Regions from separate parts of the Mus musculus genome. Here region 1 is linked to region 2. A link is a loop called in an ENCODE intact Hi-C map of the cell type or tissue named here. Cell type or tissue: gastrocnemius. All regions are shown on one strand.

What was found. A loop is a pair of places that touch in the nucleus more often than their neighbours do. Peaks named below come from ENCODE experiments on the same cell type or tissue, not always from the same donor. Only the 100,000 strongest peaks of a DNase experiment are listed, where the experiment ranks them.
Region 1: it touches region 2 in a loop (3-fold over the local background); 9 of 42 quality-filtered maps call a loop at or near these places.

The regions. Positions count from the first base shown.
Region 1 is chr3:135,503,608-135,508,607 of GRCm38, reverse strand. It overlaps Manba (mannosidase, beta A, lysosomal), which reads right to left. Exons shown (of 17, transcript NM_027288.3): 2 at 1,605-1,699. Among named protein-coding and RNA genes, the nearest start is that of Manba, 20 kb to the right of the region's middle. In gastrocnemius, a CTCF peak has its summit at 2,880 (motif pointing right); a DNase peak (open chromatin) is centred at 2,868; H3K4me3 peaks cover 123 bases; H3K27ac peaks cover 2,155 bases.
Region 2 is chr3:135,278,846-135,283,845 of GRCm38, reverse strand. Bdh2 (3-hydroxybutyrate dehydrogenase, type 2) reads right to left here and starts at 2,625. Exons shown (of 10, transcript NM_001172055.1): 1 at 2,478-2,625. Gm46826 (a long non-coding RNA gene) reads left to right here. Exons shown (of 3, transcript XR_001783991.2): 2 at 504-681; 3 at 1,073-1,414. In gastrocnemius, a CTCF peak has its summit at 2,688 (motif pointing left); a DNase peak (open chromatin) is centred at 2,692; H3K4me3 peaks cover 1,325 bases; H3K27ac peaks cover 1,928 bases.

The DNA.
Region 1 (5,000 bases), 220 kb before region 2:
CGCCTAGAAATATTTTCTTATGATAACAGAACACTGCTGAAAGCAATACTTGTAGTTTTCTTTATGGCCACATGAGTAAGGTTAAGGTCATAGTTTTGTATTACCAAAATTAACCTGTAAGCTTCCCCTGCCCAAGGACCAAGTAACCTCCTGGAATGCTGGGAGTTGTAGTTCTTATAACAAAAGCCTCATGGGAAAGTATGGTGGCCTATGGGTTTGTCTTTATAAACCCCTGCAACAGTGTCTCAGGGCCATTCAGCTTGGAAATTCCAGGAATGGCCTTGACCAAAGTCCATCTCTTAGTCAGTACTTAATATTTAATAAAGCTTGCTTCAAATTTGGCCCAAAATGGTGGAATTGGTTTTTCTCCAGAGAATCTCGGGATTGACAGTATCAATGGTTGTATAGCACTAACAACACTGTAGATGGGGGAAACGTGCTTCAATGCCTAAGGCTCTAGGCTCAGATCCTAGTACCATCCCCGTACACACACACACACACACACACACACACACACACACACACACATACACACATACACACACACACAACACACACACACACCACACACACACACACACACACACACCACACACACACACACACACACACACACACACACACATATACACACACACACAAGCACTGTGGTGGCGAGGGAGCCTGTGAAGATAACTTGGTCAGTAAGGTGCTCGCTTGCCATGGAAGCAGAAGAATTTGAGCACAATTTACAGACCAACATAAACGATGGGCACAGGCACAGCAGCACTTGCCGGCAAGCCCAGAACGGGGGAGGCAGAGACAGGAGGACCCTTGCGACTCATTGACCAGTCTAGCAAAATTGGAGAGCTCAAAGTTCAGAGAAACAAAAAGCAAAGTGGACAGTAATTGATTAAATCGCCTGGCATTTCTCCTTTGGCCACACACATACATACACACACGCACACACACATGCACACACACAGAATAACTTCACAAAAAGTACTGCTGATCAATACATCAATACATTCTCCAAGACACTGGGGAAGTCCAGGGCATTTATATAAAATGGGATTTAGGTGACTTCAGTATAACCACTAGAGCAATTATTCCCTAAAACGCAATGTCATGACTGATGAGCAGTGGCCCCATCCTCACATATAAAATGAAAAATAAATTACACAGTCACTTCGATAACACAAAAGTCTAATCTGATTTAACTCTGATTGATATACAACCTAAGCAGACATAAAGCATAAATGAAAATCTTGTCATAATACAGTATATAGCACATAGTATACATAATATAGTATATATAATATACTTTTAAAAAAATTTATTTAATGTAAGTACACTGTAGCTGTCTTCAGATACTCCAGAAGAGGGCATCAGATTTCATTATGGATGGTTGTGAGCCACCACATGGTTGCTGGGATTTGAACTCAGGACCTTTGGAAGAGCAGTCGGCGCTCTTAACCACTGAGCCATCTTGCCAGCCCTATAATATACTATATAGTACATAGTATCTATGGGCATAGTATATATACTATAGTATATATGGACATAGTATATATAGTATATATGGATGTAGTATATTAGTATAGTATATATAAAAATATACATACCTGAGATTAAAGGGGATTTTAAATTCCGTGCTGTAGGTCCAGTTATCTAAGGAAATCCATCTATAGTTCAGGTCATTAAATCTGTAGTAAGGATCCTGTTGGTACAAGATAAACATGGTAGCCAAATATGCTAAAAATAAACAATTGAAATAGGTAACAAACAATGACTATTGATCACCTAAAAATTAATGAACTCTTGGCCTAGGAAAGTCAGACGATTAACACTGAGAATGTGGGCTGTGGATCAGAGGCTGCAGATACGGCCCAGTGGTGGGATATGCAAGGCCCCGAGAACAGTGCCCAGTGCTGTAAAACGACGAGGATGTGGGAGAAAATTCCCAACAGTATGCGTGAAATGAAAGAGCTCTGCGGTACAAATAATACTCATTATCAGAGAACGTGTCCGGAGATAGATACCGGCTCCCTTTGTATTGATTGTTTTTTATTATATATTTGTTTATATGTGTGAGAGTGCTCAGGCATGCACCACCGTGGGTCTCCCTTCTCCCCAGGGCCATCGGCCATCGGCCCACGTGGACGAAGTGGGCAGAGTGGTTGAACAGGGTATTGGATGGCCTGTGAGTACAAAAGAAAATGAAGTCATTCCAGGATCAGTTTTAGGGAGACAGACCAACGTTTTTAGGGGTGAATCAATGGTTAGATAGTTTAGGGGAAAGGAGTAGGAAAATCCAGGATGGACAAAGGTCATTGGCTGAAGGCTAAACTGAGCCGCCTCATTAGCCTAGAGAGGCATCCCAGGAATCTCAGGTGCTTGCCGATCCAGTTCTTATCAGGAGAAAGGAAGCTGAACCTGTAATCTAACCAAAGACATTCCACAGATAGAGGGGAGATGGGGGACCGGGGTGGGGGTTGAACTCTCCGGAGAAGGTCAGAGAAGGAGAAGCCCTGCTGGTAAAGAGAGTCCACCATTTTGTGAGAGCTCAGAAGGCTATCTGGACAATGGTAGACTTTGACCTTAATTAGCAGGGCAACACTCCACAGCACCTATGTGGGTGGTCAGAGGACTCGGTGGGAGAATCAGTTCTGCGTTTCCGTTGTGTGGCGTCCGAGAACTGAACTCAGCCATCAGGCCTGGCAGCAAGCGCCTTCACCCACTGAACGGTCTCCAAGAGACTCTGGCTGCCTCTTTTAAGCCAAACATAGAACCTCCAAAGTCCTGGCAGTAAATAAAATCTGACCGCCCTGGGACACGTTTCCTTTCTCTCCCAGGGCCCAGTTCTTGCTCTTTGCTTCCACTACCCCGGATAGCCTCCAGGGGGCAGCACATCTCCTGCCCTCTACTGCCCAAAGTTCAGCAGAAACTCCCATTCCTTGGAGACCTTAAGCATTTCCAACCTACTTTTCACTACGCTTTCTAAGTGAGCGCTGCTGGGGGCTGAGTAGAGACCACACAGGCAGTAAGTACACTCACTGCCACACTCATAGGATCCAGCTTTCCTGGATTATCCATGTTAGCAAACTGCAGCCCGTGGGCTTGATTCTGTGTGGCAGCCAGTCAAGGGCCAAGCGCTGACAGACTTACTAGGAGTTGTGGATATGGACCAACAGGCAAAGCACTGTTGCAAAGGTCTAAAGATCTCAGTTTGATTCCCCAGCAACATCGTAAAAGCTGAATGGAACAATGCCTGGAAAGTAGCCCAACAGCTAAGAGCACTTGGTTTTTTTTTTTTTTTTCGGGGGACCAGGATATGATTCCCAGCATTCAACTGGTGGCTCACAATCATCTGTAATTCCATTTCCAAGGGATCCAAGGTCCTCTTCCAGCCTCCCTGGGCACTGGGCACACACTAAACACTAATGCAAATAAAATAAAAAAATTAAATCTATCCGTTTTTTTAAAGGACAAGGAGCCAAGCTTTGTAGCCCTCCTGGGCTGTTGACATAGCCGATAGCAAAGTCACAGTGACCCCGACTATAATACAAAGAGGAATGATTTATATAAATCTATTATCCAAGCCAATCAGTTGCTGTAGCACCAATTTTTTCCCTTTGAGACCTATTCCACTGGTGCTAGAGAGAAGACTCAACAGTTAATAGTTTTTGTTTGTTTGTTTTATTTTGTTTTTTGAGACAGGGTTTCTCTGTGTAGCCCTGGCTGTCCTGGAACTCACTCTGTAGACCAGGCTGGCCTTGAACTCGGTTAATAGTTCTTAGTACTCTTGCAGAGGACCCAAGTTTGGTTCCCAGTAGCCACATCAGGCAGCTCACAACCACCTGTATCTCCAGCCCTCTTCTAGCCTCTGTAGGTTCCTGGAGATGGGTGGTACACATAAACTCACACAAACTTAGTCATAGCTAGGAAGAAGGGATCACAAATGAGGAAATGCCTCTATCGGAGAGGCCGTTAGGAAGGTCTGTGGGGTACTGTCTTGATTAATGATTGATGTGGGAGCACTGAGCCCACTGTGGGCGGTGCTATCCCTAGACAGGTGGTCCTGCTTATATGAGAAAGTAGGCTGGGAGAGACACGAGGAGCAAACCAGTTAAGTGGCATTCCTCCTTCTACACTTCTGCTTCAGTTCCAGTAGACTGTGACTCAGGATGTGTGTGCTGACGACTTTATGTCAACTTGACACAAGCTAGAGTCATCTGAAAGGAGGGAACTTCAGCCAGGTGTGGTGCTGTACACCTTTAATCAGAGTACTTGGGAGGCAGATGCCAGTGCACCTCTGAGTTTGAGGCTAGCCTGGTCTACATGAGTCCCAGGGCATCCAGAGATACTAGGTAAGACTGTCTCAAAAAATAAAACAGGGCTGGTGAGATGGCTCAGTGGGTAAGAGCACCCGACTGCTCTTCCGAAGGTCCGGAGTTCAAATCCCAGCAACCACATGGTGGCTCACAACCATCTGTAACAAGATCTGACGCCCTCTTCTGGAGTGTCTGAAGACAGCTACAGTGTACTTACATAAAATAAATAAATAAATCTTAAAAAAAATAAATAAAATAAAATAAAATAAAACAATCCGGGCAGTGGTGGCGCACGCCTTTAATCCCAGCACTTGGGAGGCAGAGGCAGGCAGATTTCTGAGTTTGAGACCAGCCTGGTCTACAGAGTGCGTTCCAGAACAGCCATGACTACAGAGAGAAACCCTGTCTCAAAAAACCAAAAATAAACAAACAAATAAATAAATAAAAATAAAACAAACAAGAAGGAAGGAGTCACAATGGAGAAGACAGCTCTATAAGACTAGGTTGTAAGGCATTTTCTTATTATTTCTTAGTGGTTAGTGGGAGAAGGCCTAACCCATTGTGGGTGGAAATGGGTCAGAGCTGTTGGTCCTGGGTTCTATGATAAAGCAGGCTGAGCAAGGCACGTTGAGCAAGTCAGTCAGCAGCACTTCTCCAAGGCCTCTGATTCAGCTCCGGCTCCAGGTT
Region 2 (5,000 bases):
AGAGCCCAGGGCCACCAGTCACACTGGGCAGGGCCCTCCCTTGTTGATCACCAATTAAGAAAATGCCTTACAGCCAGATCTTATGAAGAAGGCATTTTCTCGATTGTAGTATCCTCGTTTCAGACAACTGGCTCATGTCAAGTTGACATAAAACTAATCGGGACATGTGATGGATACATTCTGAAAGAGAGGGCGGAGAACCCCAAACACCACATTCTGTAAGAGCCGCTTAGCAGAGGCTTGGATGCACACCTTAGGGACAGAGGAATAGGTAACAAGAAACGGTGTCACAGGACGGCTGTTCTGTCCTTCTCAGGGACCTGTGACAGTTGGTTTGCTGCAGCCTCCATACAGGGAGGGGCAGGAGGGAAATATGTCTGTGAGTGTGGAGTCCTGACATTCCTTCTGCCCATCCACCCTCAATAAAGCACCCGGGACGCCATCTTGGCTGGATGGGGTGCCTGGGGTCGACAGCTAGCAAGTCCTTTGTGTTCTGCCTGCAGGTGTGTCTGTGTGAGGGTGTCAGATCTCCTGCCCCTGGAATTACTGACAGTTGTGAGCGGCACATGGATGATGGGAATTGAACCCAGGTCCTTTGGCAGAGCAGTTAGAGATCTTAACTGATGGACCTTCTCTCCAGCACCCCCTTTGTCCTCTCCTTTGACTTGACCTGTTCTCTAGGTAAGCTGTTAGGTGTTTTTGCTTTTGTTCCTCCCATAGCTGTGCTCCCTGCCCCCGCATCCCCACTGTACCCTTTCGACTTTCCAGTCCTCCATACTTGGTCCTAACTCCAGGGGTTGTAGTGCTAGGTCTTCATGTCCGCAGCTGGCACTGAAAGAGTTGGGGAAAGCATGGGAGATTTTCAGATTTGCCAGAACGGAGCTGGCAGTGGCCATTAGGGATTGGGATCAGGAAATGGGTGCAGTTGTCTAGAAGTAGCTGGCAAGGAAGCAGGGATGGGGAGGGGGTGGGGGTGGGCAGTGCTTCACAGATGACAGACAGAGCCTGGTCTCCTGTGAGGGTGAGGCTAAGTCAGCTATCATCATATCAATACAATGCCTTCCAATCACAGGTTCAAGAGAATGCTGCAGTCTCCCACCTCCAGCAGGACTGAGGTTCCATTGACCCGGAGGACACCTTTGTTCTTTGTTCCCACCCTGGAGCAGACCGTGATGGATGACGTACAGAACTCTTTCTCCCTAGCCTCCTTAGGGTCCCCAGCCCCACCCTACTGAAGGAAGCATTCAGGGTGCCCCCACCCCCAAATCCACTTCTGCCTTCTCCCTGCCTCGATCCATCTGAAGTCTCTCCCATCGTCACCTGGTTCCTTGTCATTTTCTCCCACAACAGTATCTCCCCTAATAAAAGCCATCCTGTTAGGTTCCTATTAGAGCCTTCCTCTGAGATCCAGCCCGACACAGTCACACGGTAAGAGGGGCTTCTGAAGCCAACTGATGACCCCCACTCTGTGATCCAATCATGCGCACATGCTGGGTAACAGGATCTGGCTTCATGGCGTCTCCCCAATTCTGATGCAGTACGCTTTGCTTTGCTTTTTACCAGTAGCACGCAGAGAGAAATTTCACTTAGAGTGTGGTAGGAGTTGAGAGAAAGCTAACTTGTGCTTTTAGGAAGGGATGAGCCGTCCCTGCCTCCCCCGACCCTGAGTACAGCATAAGAAACTCACAGTCCAGGGCCTTCACTAAGGGACCCTGGGTATTCGCCCACCAAAGCCCTGGTTCTCAACCGTCCTAATGCAGCGACACTTTAACGCAGTTCTTCATGTTGTGGTGACCCATATTTTTGTTGCTACTTCACAACTGTAATTTTGGTGCTGTTATGAACCATAATGTAAACACCTGACATTCAGAATATCTAATTAGATAGAACCTAGGCGTGGGGGTCGCGACCCACAGGTTGAGAATCAGTGAAGGCACCTGCTCAGTGCTCTCTTAAGCACCTCCATGACCCCCGAGACCACCCAGAAGCAACCAGGCACAAAATTTAGTTTCTGTTTACTTCTAAACCTTTCTCCAGCTGACCTCCAAGCAGTCTCAAGGCAACATGGGTTTTTTTGTTTTTTTGTTTTTGTTTTTTTTTTGGGGAGGGGGGGTAACAGGGTGGGGTTTAGAGTGGGAATACGTCCAGAAATTGTAAACTTAACCCACTCTTAACATAATGACTTTCCTACTTCTAAAGATTGTACTAAAACCCTAAATTTCTTTTTACTAGAAAAAGGCTCAGAGTATTTTCTGGAATTCCAAATATTTTCACGAGCCAGTTTACTTAGGACAGATACTGGAACAGTTGTCTTTCTTTGGCTATTTTCAAACTCTAATAAATACAAGAGGATTCCCAACTCCCACACTAACTGAAGATGCATCTTCAACTCGGCGATATGGAGAAGATGGCAACACAAGCTACAACTCTCAGTCCCCAAAAGTTTTGTCGAAAGTGATTAGAAAAAAATATCTTACTTTAGAAGAGTGAGTCCACACAGTCCTCCAGATTCCTTCAGGAGACAAACTTCAGATCTCTGCGCAGGAGAAGTCACATGCTGATTAATGCACGCTGGGAGGTGGAGTTCAGGTCCCCTCCGAGTCCTTTTGCTAATGCCTGTTAAGTAAGCTTTTAAGAAGTGTTTGCCACAGCCGTGCACTTTAGATGTGTCCATGCTGCCATCTAGTGATCAGAACGTGGAACTGTGAACGCCAAACAAAGGCCTGTCTTTTGTTTGTGCAAGTTACTTAGCAGGCCAGATCCAATGGCCAGGAAGGTGGAAGGCTGCTGGAAAACACACAAGGGACCCGAGGCACTAAATACTCTGGTCTTCCTAGCTCTTAACCCAGATTGCTTTGAGCGGGGAAAAGAAAACTTCCTTGGGGCTAAAGTCTTGTTTCTGACGTTAATCCCTCAGCTGCAGAATGCTGGCATCCTGAGTGCACTGGGCCTGAGCCGAGGAGCACACCCAGCTAGGATGGGAATCTTGAAATGAACAGAGCAAAATATCATGCAATCAAGTTGGTTGAAGACTACAGGAGCCACGAGGAAAGGGCTAGGTCTTGGCTGGGTCGGAGACTTGTGAGTTAACCTGGCTAGTGTCACAGTGATCATGGAGGTCATGTGTGAATGTCCTGCATAAATCCAGGGGCTCGACACATTTGGCACACTTTGCCATGGGCTCTGGCACTGCAAAGGCTACAAAACAAAGCTATCAGATTGCGAGCCTCCTTTGTCACCTGGGCTGGCCAGCCATGCAGGTCTGCTGGGGACGCAGGCTGTACTTTCTGAGGGCTTCCTTCTTGAAGAGAAAAGTGATGCCTCCCAGAAGGTTCTGGGTTCTGCTCCTCTTTCTGAGTGGCTCCTAAAGTGTGGGTTTCACAGTCAGTCAGTTGGATGCACGTGGGTTGGACGGAGCAGAGCAAGACAGAGAGCTGGTCCTTTAAGGCAGGCACAGGGTGGCTTCCTGTGCTGCTCAGTGTGTGGGTGCTTTCTGTTCCTCCCTCAAGCTCCTGCCTCAGGCCCTGGCTTCAGTCTCTAGCACGGTATAAAGCCCAGAGTGCTAGCACCGAGCACAAATAGATGTAAGAGCATCACAAAGTTTGCTTAGAACTTCACAGCCAGCCTGGACTACAGAAGACCCTTATTCAGAACAGCTGACCCCCTCAAAGGGGAAAAAAGAGCCCAGTTTAAAAATAAAAAGACATAAATCCTATGTCTCCCTGAAATAGCTGAGTAAGCAGGACCTGTAAACTGGCCAACCTACAGCGTTCTTATATGGAGGAGAAGGAAACAGCGGCTCTGCGTTCTTATATGGAGGAGAAGGAAACAGCGGCTCTGCCAGGGTGGTGAGGAGGGGACATGGTGTGCAGGTGAAGCCCAGCGTCTGCCACACACCTGCAGGATAAACGGCAGCTTATTACAGCAGACACTTCTGTGTGTGCTCCTTGCTCTAATAGACTTGTCTTTCCCTCAACTTGCCAGGGCTTTGAAAGGCGTTTGCTTTTAATGACTATGAGAGTGCTCCAGGATTAACTTCTGTCTCTGTCTCTGCCTCTCTCCCCCAAATAAGGGACCTATCTGTAGTCCCTGTACTTGGGAGGCTGAGGTAGGAGATTAACGAGGACAAAGTAGGTTTCATAGTAAGACCTAATCTCAAAGGAAGAAGATTCACTTTCAGAAGTATGTGGTTTCAATCCTGAACAAAAGCAGGACCCCTGCCCCAAACTCAAACTGTTTTACAAGGAGTTATGACTTAGGATTAACGTAAACATTTAAAATTGTGTATGTGTTTAGGTAAACATGGAAGGCAGAGGGCAGTTGGTATTGTTCTGTGGAAGCTACCCAGCTTGCTTTTTCACACAGGATCTCAATGGCCTGAACTCACCTAGTAGGTTGGGGTGGCAGGAGAGCCAGCCCCAGGGATGAGCTTGTCAGACCTCAGTAGCACTTGACTAGCGTGCCACATGGCACATGCTTGGGTCTTTATGCAGGTGCTGGGGATCAGAAAGTCCTCATGTTTGTGTGACAGTCACTCAACTCACTGAGCCCTTTCTCCAACCCTAAATTGACACTTTAAAGGTAAGAAACAAAGCCTGTCATTTTGTTAACACAAGTTTGTTGTGTAGCAGTTTCCTCTGAGATTGAAACATTCCACCCTGCAAGGAAGCTCCTTAAACAGGAAGGTAAACAATTCAAAGTAGTTCCAGGAAGTCCCTGAAACCGAGCAGATTCACTAGGCACCCTGCCAGAGTGAGCAATAAAAGCCTGAGTCCCTCTCACAAGAGTAGTTAACTCATCAAGACAACACTTAGACAAGCCAAGCTGTGGATAAGACTCAGAAAAGACAAGCTGAAAAGGAGATTCTAAGACCAGACCTGGTGCCTAGAAGAAGCAAAACCTAGCCAAAATACTGGAAGAGGCTTAGACTAGTCACTTGGAAGAGACACCTTCCAGCCTACTGAGTAGCCTGTAGACCATTCAGTGTGTTCCAGGTTCCT